Linked DNA regions of Homo sapiens: region 2 is linked to region 1. A link is a loop called in an ENCODE intact Hi-C map of the cell type or tissue named here. Cell type or tissue: spleen. All regions are shown on one strand.

Region 1 (8,000 bases):
TAAATAAGGCCTCATCCTCCACTGAAGAGTATGGATTGAAGGATTGTGAACTATGTTTAGTGTGATTGTGAACTTGGTGCCTAATGTTCCATGTCTGAAGTTTGCCCCAGTGCTACACGTTGGAGTATACCTATGTGTGTGCTTTGCCACTGAAGTAAGATTTTGCCTGTATGGTACTGTTTTGTTTGTTAATAAAGTGCACTGCCACCCCCAATGCAGACTCGACTCCTGTATTTAGTTGATGGCTCTATGCAGAAAGTTCAATGGCTTCTTATAGCAGGAGGTCACAATGAGGCATTGTCCATGGAGGATAGGCTTAGGAAATTGTTTAATACCGACTGCAAATTCTCAAAGTTGAGTTTGACTCTCATGTGTTATTGAGGTTTTCTGGGAACTGATTAAACACTGAAATACTGTAGCCTGCCTAACTGGGCCACAGATGTGGATTCTGGTCCAAGTTTTCTCACCTAGTAGCTTATGATAACTTGAGCAAGTCACTTTGGTTCTCTCGGTCTCCACATCTGGAAAAGGTTGGGTTGCATTAGATGACTTCTGAGCATTCTTTTCACGGCAGCATAATGTGATCTATGCATTTTGTTGCCAGCACTGTAACTGTTTTTGCCTATTGGTATGCCAGGGGCAAAAAAATCAGTCTTTCTGTACCCTGGTTTACTCCTTGTCCTAGATTGGGTTCCCTGGAAACAGACTCTAAGATACAGAGTCAGGGCAAAAAGTTTATTGAAGACAATCCTCAGGAAATACACCTAAGAGGGTGAGGAAGGTAGGATTGGGCAGGAGAGTCGACCTACAATGCAGTTGCAACTACAGGTTCTAATGAGGAGCTAGGAAGACCCTTCAGAAGTATCCCTCATTGAGACAAGGAGGTCTGGACTCTGTGACCCTTCATCAGCCTCCCCCTGAGAGAGGGTGTTACCTTGAGTAAGGCAGGTTCAAGGACAATTTCTAGTGAGGAACTGTAGCTGGGATCTTCGACCAGCCTGTATTCCCTGCAGATCCAGGGTGGAGCACTGCATTATCTACTTTATTCTCATAGAAAGTTGCCTTGTCATGTAAAAGACATTGTGGACTTGAGCTTTGGCTTTATAGATAGAATGGAGCTCTCGCTGTGAACCTATCCCTGTTAGGTAAGGGAACTTCCTTTAGAGGGTTGTATTTCTGCACTATTCTTTACATGGAAGAAAAAAAAATCAGAATTGGAAGGAACCCTGGAAATAATTCAATCTCTGTCTCAATGAATGAGCCCCATCTACAGAAAACTAACAGAAAGATCAAAGGGAAAAATAAGCATTTCTAAAGAGGAGTCCTAAATTCAATGTCTTCAGGAGTTGGGCAGCTAAAAACGAACAGCAGCAGACATAAGACATTTGGGAATACTGAGGACTGGCTGACCTAGGAAGTATGTGCCCTTCTAAAGAGCATTTATATTCAAATTCCTTGAAAAGATTGCTGATCAATTAAAACACATTTGGGGTGGGTGCAGTGGCTCACACCTCTAATCCCAGCACTTTGGGAGGCCGAGGCAGGTGGATTATTTGAGGTAAGGAGTTCAAGACCAGCCTGACCAACATGGTGAAATCCTGTCTCTACTAAAAATACAAAAATTAGCCCAGCGTGGTGGTGCATGCCTGTAATCCCAACTACTTGGGAGGCTGAGACAGGAGAATCACTTGAACCTGGGAGGCAGAGGTTGCAGTGAGCCGAGATCGCGCCATTGCACTCCAGCCTGGATGACAAGAGCAAAACTCTGTCTCAAAAAATAAAAGGCCGGGCACGGTGGCTCACGCCTGTAATCCCAGCACTTTGGGAGGCCAAGGCGGGCGGATCACGAGGTCAAGAGATCGAGACCATCCTGGCCAACATGGTGAAACCCCGTCTCTACTAAAAATACAAAAATTAGCTGGGCGTGGTGGCAAGTGCCTGTAGTCCCAGCTATTCAGGAAGCTGAGGCAGGAGAATCGCTTGAACTAGGGAGGCGGAGGTTGCAGTGAGCCAAGATCGTGCCACTGCACTCCAGCCCTGGTGACGGAGTGAGACTCTGTCTCAAAAAAAATAAAAAAATAAAAATAAATAAAATAAATAAAAATAAAATAAAATAAAAAATAAAACACATTTGAAGGCTTGGTTCACATGTCCAAGTTGTCTTCAAGTCCTTGATAAAGAAGTGCAAGGTTTGGTTTTGCATCACTTAAATGATGTATTTTCCATCACTTACAAGTTCTTTTTGGATGTCTGATTTTCTGAGAAATAAGCACAAAGATCAGCAACCACTTTGTAAAACTACCTGGAGTGAGTAGGAGAGGCCTGGGTTGGAATGGCAAAAAAGAAAAACAAAGACAGAAAAAAGTCTTCTTAGACCAGAAATCTCCCTTAAGAAATTACCCTTCCCCAGCCCAGCATACCGTGGCAGTGTTTATCTCCTGCTATGTGAATGTCACGATTGACGAGAGCAGTGTCAGACTTTATTGGAAAAACCACATATTTGCAGTGAGATAGAAATCACCGCTCTTCTATTAACATTTATTCTGTGCTATGATATAATTTCAGCAAACAGGACATCAACATTGAGTGTATTAATTTTTTCAAACTATACTCCTTGCTTTACACTGAGGTGGTGGTAAATGTGCAAGGCATGCCCCTTAGCCTAAGGAAGCTGACTGAGACATTAGAGGAAGAGGATGAAAACAAAGGAAGGTACTAGGTAATAGTAACAGTTCTCTTTCCTCTATCAGAGCCCAGGGCTTGGCTCTCTTCCTTGATCAAGGCCATTCTTTTCAGAGTTTGAAGGCAAAAGCAGGTCTCAAAGTGACAGTAGATGTGAACTGGTTGTCTCAGCCTGGAGCCAAGTTTCTGAAAAGCAGCTTTGGAAGCCTCATGTGAAAAAGCTGGCTTGAGGAAACTTGCCATTCATTCAAGGTGGGCTGTGGGCCCTTCAAGTAAGACCTCCCCTTAATGCACGTGTGATCCATCAAAGGCTACTATTTATTTACACTCCAAACAGTAACACCTCAATGGGAACCAGGTTTTCCTATTAATGGGCCTCATATATTTTCCACAAACCACCGAGGTCTATGGGTGAAATAGAGTGGAGGAAAGAGGTGTGGGTGTGTGCTGGGGGATGGGGAGGTAGGGACAGGGAAAGAGACGAAGATTGGCGGGGGTGGGGTGCTTAAAGGTCCACAGAGTAGTGCAGTAATGAGAATCTTGATGGATTGATATAGGGCACCCCTGCACCTTGTGTCATTTACTTTTTACATGCCCCTAGATAAGTACTGTGGCTTGAAGTACCTGTCTTACAGAATTGATGGGAAAACAGAGATAATGCAGGTAACGGCTTAATGCAGCAAGCACTCAGTAGGCATCAGCTCTTCTCCATCAACCTTTTAGAATAGCAGAAAGGAAGCACTGCTTAAGTTTTGCGAGCAGTTATTACCTTGAATTTCTTACAATCATTCAACACCTACTTATTGAGCACCTACTATGTGGTAGGTAGGCACCATGCTGTGATTCAGCAGTGTACAAGACACAGCCCACCTCATGGAGCACACAGTTGATTGTAGATACTGTGGAACACATTAATTGTGGCTCTGGTCAGTGCTATTACAGAAAAGCATGAGGTGCTAGGAATGCAGGGGAAGCACGATTTAAGAGGAAGTTACCAGAATCCTCAGGCCTCCATAAGCATCACTGTGTGGCAAGAGACTAAGGACACCACATAGTGAGACAGGAAGTAAAAAATAGAAATGGCATGACTAAATGGTAAAGAAAACCACATCTGCAACTAATAAGTGCTGACTGTTAAGTCCTATTTGTCCCATTGACCGTAGTTCACCCCATCAGTCTTTTACTGTTCCCCTGTCTGCCCAGCCCTTCTCTGCACTTGGAGCTCTTTAACGACTGTGATTGACTATCTTCCAGCACCTGTGCTAGGGGGCGGCCCCAATTTGTTTTAAAAGAGTGCCATCTTCTGGCCAATTAGTGTTGTTTCCTTCTAGTGGAAATCCTAAAGTATTCAAGACAGCCTCGCTCTTGGGGAAACTAAGAAGCGTCACCTCCACCCAGAATTTCCTCCAACACATTTGCCTGCACTCTCTTACTTTGTTTTCAGTTGTGACATGGATCAATATTGATATCTAATATTTGCAGCCTTTCCTCTGCCCTAATCTCTCAGGAAGGTTTTTTGTTAGAACTTCTTGGTTTTTCAGCCTCTGTTGTGTGCATCTGGGTAATGGGTGAAAAGAACATCGATGGGAGATGAGACAGGTGGAATTGCTTTCACCTTAGAAAGGGCAGGGAAGTAATCTGGGGAAAGCAGGAGAAGGGAGCTGGGGAGAGGAGAAAGTTTCAGAAAGGCAACTTGGGGCTGTGGAGGAGTGCAGCTGGACAGAAGAAGGGGTTTTCTCTTTCGATTTTATTTTAAGTTCTGGGATACATGTGCAGAACATGAAGGTTTGTTGCATAGATATACATGTGCCATGGTGGTTTGCTGCACCTATCAACCCGTCATCTAGGTCTTAAGCCCTGCATGCATTAGGTATTTGTCCTAATGCTCTCCGTCCTCTTGCCCCCTCAGGCCCTGGTGTGTGATGTTCCTCTCCCTGTGTCCATGTGTTCTCATTGTTCAACTCCCACTTATGAGTGAGAACATGCAGTGTTTGGTTTTCTGTTCCTGCGTTAGTTTGCTGAGAATGATGGGAGAAGAAGGGGCTTTCAAAAGCTGTTTTGACAACCTAAGGAGATGGAAGGAAAGAAGGAAAGAAGGAAGGAAGGAAGCTTCCTAAGTTTGGCTAGGAGTTTTGTGGTATAGTAAATATTTACATTACTTTTAAGATTTGGGCGTCAAAATTGTGTTTCTTTTAGGCACTGTATAGTGCTTGGACCACCTTAGAGGTCCTCAGAGCACCCTAGATTATTTGGGGCTGTACAAATTCAGAAAACATACACCTAATAGTGGCTGGCATCTGGAATGGTACATAAGTGTCCCGTGGGTTCACTATATGGGATTTCAGTGGAACTAAACCTTGGCAACTCTGTCTTCAGCAAGATCAACATCTAAGCTGGTAAACTGTGTACCCCATGCCAGACATACACTAAATATGTAATACATCTGGCAGTGAATTAGGTTTACATTAAGAAAATGAGCAAAGGAGGTCTGTTTGCCTGGTGTCGTGTATTCATCTGGCTACTATAGACTATTCTATCACATCAACTAGCAAACATGGAAGATGCAGGTATGAGGTCCCTAGATGAGTCCAATGAGGCAGCTGGTATTAGATGGGCCTTATATTTAGACTGTGTAGAGCTGGCTGGAGGATACATCTGAAAGGTAAGTCCACTGAGAGATGGGGCCAGTTCAGACAGGCCAAAGGGAGTGAGGGTAAGTCAGCTTCTCCCTCAAGCAGCCTGACCACCTTTGCTATATCAGCCATTTTAATTTTGTTGGCTGTATTAATGTCCTATTGCCCCTGTAGCAAAATGGCACAAGCTTAGTAGCTTAAAACAACACAAGCTTATTATTTTACAGTTCTGGAAGTCAAAAGTTCAAAATGAGTCTTACAGGGCTAAAATCAAGGTGTTAGCAGGAATGGTTCCTTCTGGAAGCTCCAAGGGAGAACTCATTCCTTGCCTCTTTCTGTTTCCAAAGGCTGCTAGCATTCCTTGGCTTGTGGCTGCATCACTCCAATCTCTTGTTTCCATGGATGCACCATCTCCTCCTCACTTTGAGCCTCCTGCCTCCCTCTTAAGAGAACCTTTGTGAGTACATTGGGCCCATGAGGATTATCTCCCTATTTTATAATCCTTAATCACATCTGCAAAGTCCCTTTGCCATGTAAGGTAACATATTCATTTGCCCCAGAGTTAGGACGTGAACATCTTCAGCCAGGCTATTGTCTAGCCTACCATATGGGCCTCAATATTTTTGAAAACCAAGAGTTAAATGCCACAATTGGTCTGTCCTTAAATCCCTGCTGTTCCAGGCACCTGAATTTGGAGCAGCAAGTAGAACTTTTAATGATTTAAAACCACATGGCTCTGCCCTGCTTCCACCAATGCCTACCCTCTTCCCTATCACACACACACCCCAATATAGCTTCTATCCAGCTTTGTCTTCTACAAAGCCTGAAAAGGCTTGCATCTGGGATCCTGAGAAGCAAATGTATTTGTCTTACATAAGCACGAAACTAGATTCCAAGTTTGTACCTTTAATAAACGACAGAAGAGAAATTTCTATTCTTTAACCCCAATAACTGAATTTCTTTCAGACTCTGCACACAACTGAATACTGGACTTTCACATGAACCTGCTCAGGCATCCCTTTAGATGGCCAAGCCCCAAAGCAAGAGTATCCTACCAGGCACTTGCCAACCATTGACTTCCCAAAAGATCATCAGAAAACATGTCAATCAAGAAAAGCTAAGTTTATCAGACACATTGCATAAGGAAGAACATCGCATTGACAGTCTTACTAGTGTCTCAAAGTGGAAAAATTGGGGGAGGGTTCACAGGGTTTTCAATTTGGGGGTTGTTTTTAAGGCAGATCTTGCAAGGCAAAAAACTGGTTGGAATTGGAAAAGTTTATGATAGAGTAGTTGTGGATTGGTAGGCAAAGTAAAGTGGTGTCTTAAAGCAAGTCTTGATGAGCAAGCTGTTAGTCTTGATAAATAATCTATTTGTGTTACTTCAAAGCTTTGTATTCCAGGAGCAAGTATTTCCTGGGACAAGTAGCCAAGTTATTTTGACTGGTTCAGTATTGTTTAGCTTAGGGACAGGAAAGTCTGTTGGTTTCAGCTTCCTACCTTTAACACACAACTAGGAATACTTATTATTTCTAAAGGCACGTTCTGATTTCTTAGCCCTAAGAACTGTCTTTAGAAACAGATACTTTGTTAAGTCACCCTGTTTTGTAGGAAAGCGTAAATGTTAAAAGCTCAGGTTTCTGGAGCTGGCTAGGCCTGGGTTTGAATCTTGGTATTGAACATGCATTTTCTTATCTGTTAAATGGAGCTAGCTGTTCAGTTGTTCTGAGCATTCAATAGGATCACATAAGTGAAGTTGTTACAGTACTAACAATAAATGATAGCTTTAAAGAAATAAAGGATCTCTTTGTGGTCTACTATGATTCCTACTTCAAAAATACATCTCAAATTACTTTTCTCCACTAGTAACTCCTCTCTGATTAGTCATCTCTTGCTAAAATGCCCTGGTTTCCCTTTTACTACACCACCCGAGCAGCCCAAGTAGATCTTTTAAAACTGCAAATCTGATCCTGTCAGTCCAGACTCAAGCCCTTTCAATAGCTGCTCAATGAACTTTGGATATGACGCACTGTGGCTCCCAAGGCCTTGCATGCTCTTTTTTCTGCCTGTTTCCCTACCCTCGTCTCTGGTCACTCCACTCTCCCTCAGAACCTTCCAGCCATCTCGTTCTCATAAATCCTCAGATATATCCAGTTCTTTTCTGTCTTGGTTCCCTCTCCATGGAAGGTTATTTTCTCCATTCTTCAGTTGGCTAAATCCTTTAGGTTATTTCCCAAGGGATGAAATAGCACTTCCTCAGAGATGCATTTCCTGAGAAACCCCCCGGACAATTAATTCTCCATTATAATCTCTTATCACTGCTTTAAAAAAATTATTTTCCATAAGTGATTCGGGTACAGGTGGTATTTGGTTACATGAGTAAGTTCTTTAGTGGAGACTTGTGAGATCCTGATGCACCCATCACTCGAGCAGTATACACTGCACACTATTTGTTGTCTTTTATCCCTCGCCTCCCTCCCGCTCTTCCCCGCCAAGTCCCCAAAGTCCATTGTATCATTCTTATGCCTTTGTGTCCTCATAGCTTAGCTCTCACATATCAGGGAGAACATATGATGTTTGGTTTTCCATTCCTGAGTTACTTCACAAAAGAAGATATACAAATGGCCAACAAACATATGAAAGAATGCTCTTATCACTGCTTTTGTTTTCCCTCCATAAAGATTC
Region 2 (8,000 bases), 2.0 Mb before region 1:
AAGATATTAATTATAAATTATTTCTAATAGGGAAAAACAATGTTAATGTTGAACTATAGGGAATTTATTAAACATGGCACATGCACACATTTAGATGTCTTAATGAAGTCATTAAAATATTGTATCCAAAAAATATTTAATGGTATAGCAAAATGCTTCCAATAGAAGGAAATGGTCCAAAATGTTTGTGAATGACATTTATTTCTGTTACAATTTTTATAACAAAATTAAGACATTATTTTTTGTCAAAATTTTCTGTAATTTCTAAATTTTTACAAGTTATGTATATGGCAAAGGTTGTACACTAAGAATTTTTTTTTTTTTCAAGACTGAGTCTCGCTCTTGTTGCCCAGGCTGGAGTGCAGTGGTGTGATCTCGGCTCACTGCAACCTCTGCCTCCCAGGTTCAAGTGATTCTCCTGCCTCAGCCTCCCGAGTAGCTAGGATTACAGGCGCCCGCCACCACGCCTGGCTAATTTTTGTATTTTTAGTAGTGATAGGGTTTCACCATGTTGGCCAGGTTAGTCTCAAACTTCTGACCTCAAGTGATCCGCCCGCCTTGGCCTCCCAAAGTGCTGGGATTACAGGTGTGAGCCACCGTGCCTGGCCAATAACTTTTATTTTTAAATGAACAAACTATACTTCTTTTAAATAACAGAAAATTAACTGAATTTTCTTCAGATTTTATATGTACACAAATTTATTCAAAATTATTTTAGTGGCTTGAAGATTAGTTGTCATAGACGAAAAGTTATCGGAGTGACAATTTCAAATGTATTTCTAAGACAGTAGCATCTGAATAGTTTATTTTCTCATATAGCATTCAAAGTTTAAAATCTGTTCTATACTGTAACATCCCAATCCAGGATTTGTTTTATACAAAAATCTGACCACCTAAATGTTTTTTAACAGATATAAAAATGATACTGTATTTACAGTTAAAAAGAAAAAAAAAAAAACCCCAAACTCCAAACCCTGTCATTATCTTTACAGTCAATTATATTTTGTTTGCAGATCCAGGAGTTTATATCAACTCTTTTAAAACCCTTCTTCTATTTATCTCTATTTTAGTTTGTGCAGAAGAGTTAATATAGCAGGCCTAAACTACTATCTCATAAAAGGCTTGAAAGGCCTACTAAGGTTGGCCCTTGAGAGGTTTATCTGGGAACTTGGATTTCAGGACGGTCCTCTACATTCCTGACTGAAAAGACTGACTCACTGTGTCTAAACTGTTTGTGCTAACAATGTGATTTAGGCTGAACACCTGCTTTCTTTCTGGGAGTCTGGAATTTGGTTAAGTGCCAAGTGGAAGATGCCTATGTGACCAGCCCCCAATAAAAACCCAGGGCAGAGTCTCTAATAAGCTTCCCTGGTTGGCACCATTTCACATGTGTTGTCACAACTCATTGCTGGGGAGACCCTTGAAAGCTTGTGCCTGGTTTCCCCTGGACTTCAGCTAATGTATCTTTTCCTTTTGCTGATTTCTCTTTATATCCTTTAGCTATAATAAATCATAGCTGTGAATATGACTATATGCTGAGTCCTTTGAGTTTTCTTAGTGAATCATCAAGCCTGGGGGTGGTCTTGGGGATCCCTGACACACAGTTTGCAAAACTAAAATCAACTAAACATTTTGATACTGTGAGTCAAAAGAGATGTTTACTTTGCTGAAAGAACAAATAGCAATTTATATCATCACACATAAAAAGAAAAAATCAAAATAGATTATATAAGACTAGCTATGAAAATATGAGCAAATCTTCAAATAGATTAAAATGCTACAGTACAGATATTTATTGCTTGGTATGAGACAAACATATTTTCCCTTAAGCAGCAAGTTTGCTGGTAAGTAGTAATCAGTTCCACTCTATCAGTATAAATAAATTTCACAAACACTCCCTTCCCCAGGCATAAATACTAGACCAAAAAAAAATAATAATAAAAAAAGAGCTTTCAGTTTATCGCCTTTGTGAGCTACAAAAACACAAACTGCTAATATTATTTTAAAATATACAAAAAAATTAAAGATATAAAAGGTAAAAATATTAAAGATAAAAAATTTAAAAGATACAAAAAAATTATTTTAAAAGATACACATCATGTCGGATGTGTTTTAAATCAATATTTAATTATTGTAAAAGTCTCCCCGTGGTATATGTAATCGCTCTGTAATAAGGTAATTAAAATTCCTTGGCCAGCCAATTTAGGATTTACAGCTTAACTCAAGTACCAGATACTACTAAAGACAAGCCCAAATGTGTCACTTAGAAATAAATATTTAACTTGTGGGGATAACCCAACTCAGCCTGTCTTCAAAACTGAACCTGTATTTAAAATATGTTTCAGCAAATTGCTACAGACAGGTTCAAATTTAAGTGTAATCCCAAAGTAATGGATGTGCAAATATATGCAGATGTCTACAAAACTACTGTGTGTGTTGGGACAATGATGATATAGCCTTTATGTTGTATTACCCCCATTTTAAAGGTCAATCATCTCTTGACCTGCCCGGTCAGAACTCACATCTGCAAAAGTGAATGTCTAGAGGTGGGACCTGGGTACCTGCTTGTTTAACAAGTTTTATACCGGATTTTCTAACCTAAAATTTGAAATTTACTAATCTAATCTTTTCCATATCTAAAATTCTGGTTTTGTGAGTCTCTGTTTTTAAGCATGCTTTAAACTTATAAACCATTTGTGATTAAGTAGATATCAACTATTATTATTATTATTATTTTATTTTTAGAGACAGAGTCTTGCTCTGTAACCCAGGCTGGAGTGCAGTGGTGCTATCTTGGCTCACTGCAACCTCTGCTTTCTGGGTTCAAGTGATTCTCCTGCCTCAGCCTCCCGAGTAGCTGGGATTACAGGTGTGTGCCACCACACCCGGCTAATTTTTGTATTTTTAGTAGAGACGGGGTTTTGCCATGTTGGCCAGGCTGGTCTCAAACTCCTGACCTCAAGTGATCCACCTACCTTAGCCTCCCAAACTGCTGGGATTACAGGTGTAAGCCACCAAGTCCGGCTTATTATTTTTGAGACAGGGTCTCACTTTGTTGCCCACACTGGAGTACAGTGGCATGATCTTGGTTCACTGCAATTTCTGCCTCTGTGGCTCAAGTAATTCTCCCACCTCAGCCTCCCAAGTAGCTGGGACTACAGGTGTGTGCCACCATGCTTGGCTAATTTTTAAAATTTTTTCGTAGAGATGAGGTCTCACTCTATTGCCCAGGCTGGTCTCAAACCCCTAGGTGATCCTCCTGCCTTGGCCTCCCAAACTGCTGGGATTATAGGCGTAAGCCACTGAGCCCAGCCATCAACTAGTTCTAAGGATTTTCTAACATGATAAACAACATTCTCGGGCCATATAATTTCATGACTTCAGTTTAGGAAGAAAAAAAGGAGTGTTGGTTATACATAGTCTGTGGCAAAGACAGATATGGACACCATATTAAGAAACTCACTCATGATCCAAATATGCTGTTTTGTCTAGCCTTTTCTCCACCAAAATGATAAATGCTGCTTCTAAGTAGCCAACAAACAACAAAACTAACTGACCTAATTTTATTTTATTTTTTTGCCTTTCATTGTCTACACTGTATGGGTGTCATGTTACAAAAACTGTAAAAAGGATCCAGATAACCCATAACCTGAGCAATGAGCCCCTAAATACCAGGGGTAATTACATCTGTTGCCAGAAACATGAGGGCAATTCTGGAGTAGCTTAGTCTACGTAGCAGCTATAGAAGCAATCTCTCACCTAGCCAGTAGGTGGAACTATACACAAGTGCATTGGCTTTGTTTTTTGCTCCACATGACTTTAAATCTTAGAGTAATCGATATTTTTGGTTTGTTTGAAACCCAGGAGATAAGGAGGATGCAAAAAACTGTGCAAGGCCAATTGTTGAGGTGAATTTACAAAACAATGATACAAAAGAACAATTTTCTATTTCTAGTTTGCTTCTGGCCCTTTTGAGAAATAACTAAGTTATTTTAACTGAATTTATAATCTACTTTCAGGTCCCTAGAGCTAATAAAACAATTCTAAATTCAGAAATCTGTCAGTTAAAATTCATGTTCAATCAGGGAAAACTGAGTATCAACTGATCATGACATGATATTAAGGAATTATTGTTGATTTTGTTAGGTATAATAATAATATGATCATTTAAAAAATCCTTATCTGTTAGAAATACAAACAAGAGTATTTATAGGTGAAATTATAGTGCTTTAGAAATCTCCAGGGGAGAAAAAGACATCAGGAGGAACAGAATAGGAATGGCAAAATGTTTTGATAACTATTGAAGCTTGGTGACCAGTATGCTGGGGTTTATTATACTATTCTCTCTTTTCATTTGAAATTTTCCACAATTACACTGTTAAAAAAGAAAACAAAACAAAAGAAAACATAAGGCCATGTTCTAGTGATTTGGGTTAACACTGGGATCAGGTCACTGGAAAATATCCAATTTAACCAGGTCTCATCTCGATATACAGCCAACCATGAATTATTTCCATCACAACATACAAAATTAGTTACATAAAATCCCACACAGACTACTTCAACAATGAGGGACTAAAACTATCCTGTTAAAGCCACTGGAAATAATACTTTATAGTTAAAAAGCACTTCACCACTTACAAAGGGAAGTCACATACAGTTTCTCATCTAGTTCTCATAATCTTAGGAAGATTCTGAAGGTAAGCAAACTGAGGCTCAGGGAACTTATAAAACTTGGCCAACCTCACATAATTAGTAAAAGTGACAGAGCTGGGATGTTAACCCAGGTTTTATGAAACCAAAGATCCTTTTTTCTCTACTACACTGTCACTAAGTCCCCTTTGATACAATTAGCATACATGGTGAAATTTAGGTGAATTTTTAAAATTTGCTTTCTGTGATCATTACTTTATATAGTATGTAAAACTTGCTTTTTAGGAGGCTGGGCGTGGTGGCTCACACCTGTAATTCCAGAACTTTGGGAGGCTGAGGAGGGTTGATCACTTGAGGCCAGGGGTGTGAGACCAGCCTGGCCAACATGATGAAACACCGTCTCTTCAAAAAATACAAAAATTAGCCAGGCGTGGTGGCATGCGCCTGTAGTCCCAGCTACATGGGAAGCTGAGGCAAAGAATCGCTTGAACCCAGGAGGTGGAGGCTGAAGTGAGCCAAGATGGCGCCACTGCACTCCAGCCTGGGCGACAGAGTGAGACTGTTAAAAACAAAAACAACAACAACAAAAAACAAACCCAACTTGTTCTTAGTTTTCTCAGAAAATAAACATACAGACAGAAATATATTTCTTGAATAAAGAATAAAATTAAACCAGATAAGTAATTTTAAAAGAATTATAATATCTTGGCCGGGCACAGTGGCTCATGCCTGTAATCCCAGCACTTTGGGAGGCCGAGGCAAGCAGATCACCTGAGGTCAGGAGTTCGAGACCAGCCTGGCCAACATGGTGAAACCCTGTCTCTACTAAAAATACAAAAATTAGCCAGGCGTGGTGACCTGTGCCTGGGAGGCTGAGGGAGGAGAATCGCTTGAACCTGGGAGACGGAGGTTGCAGTGAGCCAAGATCGCGCCGCTGCACGCCAGCCTGGACAACAGAGCAAGACTCTGTCTCAAAAAAAAAAAAAAAACAAAAGAATTACAATATCTTAAAATTAGAAGGGATGTTAGAGGCCATCTCTAGTCCAAAATTAAAACCTTATCTTCAGGCCCCTTGGAAGGATCCAGCTTCAACTTGAGTGCTTCTAGTGAGAAACTACATAGTCTGTGAGACAGGCTGCTTCATTCATGGAGTAAGTTTAATCATCAAAAAGGTCTTCTTTAGTTAGAGGTGACGTCTGCCACTTGTTGATTCTAGTTACAGCCTCTGATGCCACACTGAATAAGCATATAGTCTTATATATGACAATCTTTCAAATAACTGTGGACATTGATTATGTTCTATCTATGGGCTTCTGCTTTGGGGACTCTTCCAGCAGAATAATGAAACGAATACATTCGTGGATAACCAAAGCCTCCCAGTCTTTTCAACAGCTCTTCTAGGCCAGTGGTCTTCAACCTAGGATTTGGGTATCTCTGGGAATACCCAAAGTCCTTCCAGGAGACACATGAACTAGGATATTTTTAAGGCAATCAATTTCCATATCTTCATTTTCCATAATTTTGTCTGTTTGTAAACAAGTCTGTGGTCTGCGGTTTTTCTTTTACATCTCCACAACTACAATCACCCATCTCCACATCTCCAGTTACCCATCCAAAAGGCAAACTACTCCTCCAACCCAAAAAGCCTAACTTCAAAGAGATGGCTGGGAAATGCACAGCCCCTGAGGGAGGGAGAGACCTTTGAAAGCAAAACAAAGAGAGTTTGAGAAAAAAAGGGAGGTTCCACCTTACTTTATCCAGGCAATATATTCATGGTAAGCTGTTTAAGAATTCAAAATCAATACTAAGATGAGTGTCACAGGGATGTCCATTTAACACTTTAATTTTGTTTGAAAAATGAAGTCAGATTTTTTTTTTCCCTGACAGAAAATGAGTCTGATTTGGCTGAGTGATTTGACAATAAGGACTAGCATTGCCATGTAGGTCACATAGCAGACATTTTCCATACAGTGAATGAGATAAACAGGCAATTCTACAGTTGTGTAGAAAATATATTTAAGGCTGGGCGTGGTGGCTCATGCCTGTAATCCCAGCACTTTGGGAGGCCGAGGCGGGCAGATCACAAGGTCAGGAGTTCGAGACCAGCCTGGCCAACTTGGTGAAACCTATCTCTACTAAATAATACAAAAATTAGCCGGGCATGGTGGCACGTGCCTGTAGTCCCAGCTATTCGGGAGGCTGAGGCAGGAGAATTGCTTGAACCCAGGGGGCGGAGGTTGCAGTGAGCCGAGATTGCGCCACTGCACTCCAGCCTGGGTGACAGAGTGAGACTCTGTTCAAAAAAACAAACAAACAAAACATATTTAAAAGAATATTCAAGATACTGAGAATTATATTCTCACAATAAAAGTTTTTATATATCAACCTAAAAAATATGTGAAGGGGTACATACGTTTTTCAAAATTCTTTTTTTTTTTTTTTTTTTTTTGAGGCAGGGTCTTGTTCTGTTGCCCAGGCTAGAGTACAGTGGTGCAATCATGGCTCACTAAAGCCTTGACTTCCCAGGCTCAGGTGATTCTCCAACCTCAGCCTCCCAAGTAACTGGGACTACAGGCGTGTGCCACCATGCCCACCTAGTTTTTGTATTTTTTGTAGAGACAGGGTTTCGCCATGTTGCCCACGCTGGTCTTGAACTCCTGAGCTCAAGCAATCCGCCTGCCTTGGCCTCCCAAGGTGCTGGGATTATTGGCATGAGCCACCACGCCTGGCCTCAAAATTCTTTTAGCAGGTTTGCCAGAAAAGATTTTGAAGGCTGTGTCTCTATGACACAATTTTCAGGCTCCTTTCCATTCTGGTTATCCTATTCTGCAGACATTCCAGTGTCCTGCTTACTATGAATGGTCCAGGGTGAACGGGAGGAGTATGACTTTGTTCTGAATACTATATACTCCTAATTAATGTAGCATAACCTTCCATTCAGCGCTTTTTAAGCTGTTGCAAACAACAACTAAAATGTTTACATCTTTTTTCACATAATCACAACTAAATTCACACTGATCTTGCACTTACTCATATTTGAATGAAGGAGTTAACATTAACTGGTCTTAAATTTCACCTTCTTTGTTTCAGCTCCTTTGCTACAAACTTGTAAAAATATTTTTGAATTTTGATGTAGACAGCCAATATGTTAGCTAGCCCTTTGTAGGGGGCAACTTGTGAAATGCCTCCCAGTGATCCTCACCTCCTGATATTCAGGCCCTGGTATAATCCCATCCCCCTTGTGTATAGGCTGGATCTAGTGACTCATTTCTAACTGCAGAAGTGATGGTGTGTAATTTTGGAGATTAGGTTACGAGACTGTGACTTCTGTCTTGCTCATACTCTCA

Evidence for each region. Hi-C counts contacts between places; a loop is a spot of excess contacts. Peaks named below come from ENCODE experiments on the same cell type or tissue, not always from the same donor. Only the 100,000 strongest peaks of a DNase experiment are listed, where the experiment ranks them.
Region 2: it touches region 1 in a loop (6-fold over the local background); 22 of 110 quality-filtered maps call a loop at or near these places.

Annotation. Positions count from the first base shown.
Region 1 is chrX:43,746,604-43,754,603 of GRCh38, forward strand. It overlaps MAOA (monoamine oxidase A), which reads left to right. Exons shown (of 15, transcript NM_000240.4): 15 at 1-214. Among named protein-coding and RNA genes, the nearest start is that of MAOA, 94 kb to the left of the region's middle. In spleen, a CTCF peak has its summit at 4,023 (motif pointing left); a DNase peak (open chromatin) is centred at 3,932; H3K27ac peaks cover 926 bases.
Region 2 is chrX:41,777,923-41,785,922 of GRCh38, forward strand. All of the region lies in intron 3 of CASK (calcium/calmodulin dependent serine protein kinase), which reads right to left. Among named protein-coding and RNA genes, the nearest start is that of GPR82, 58 kb to the left of the region's middle. In spleen, a CTCF peak has its summit at 3,755 (motif pointing right); no DNase peak of the experiment used is centred here.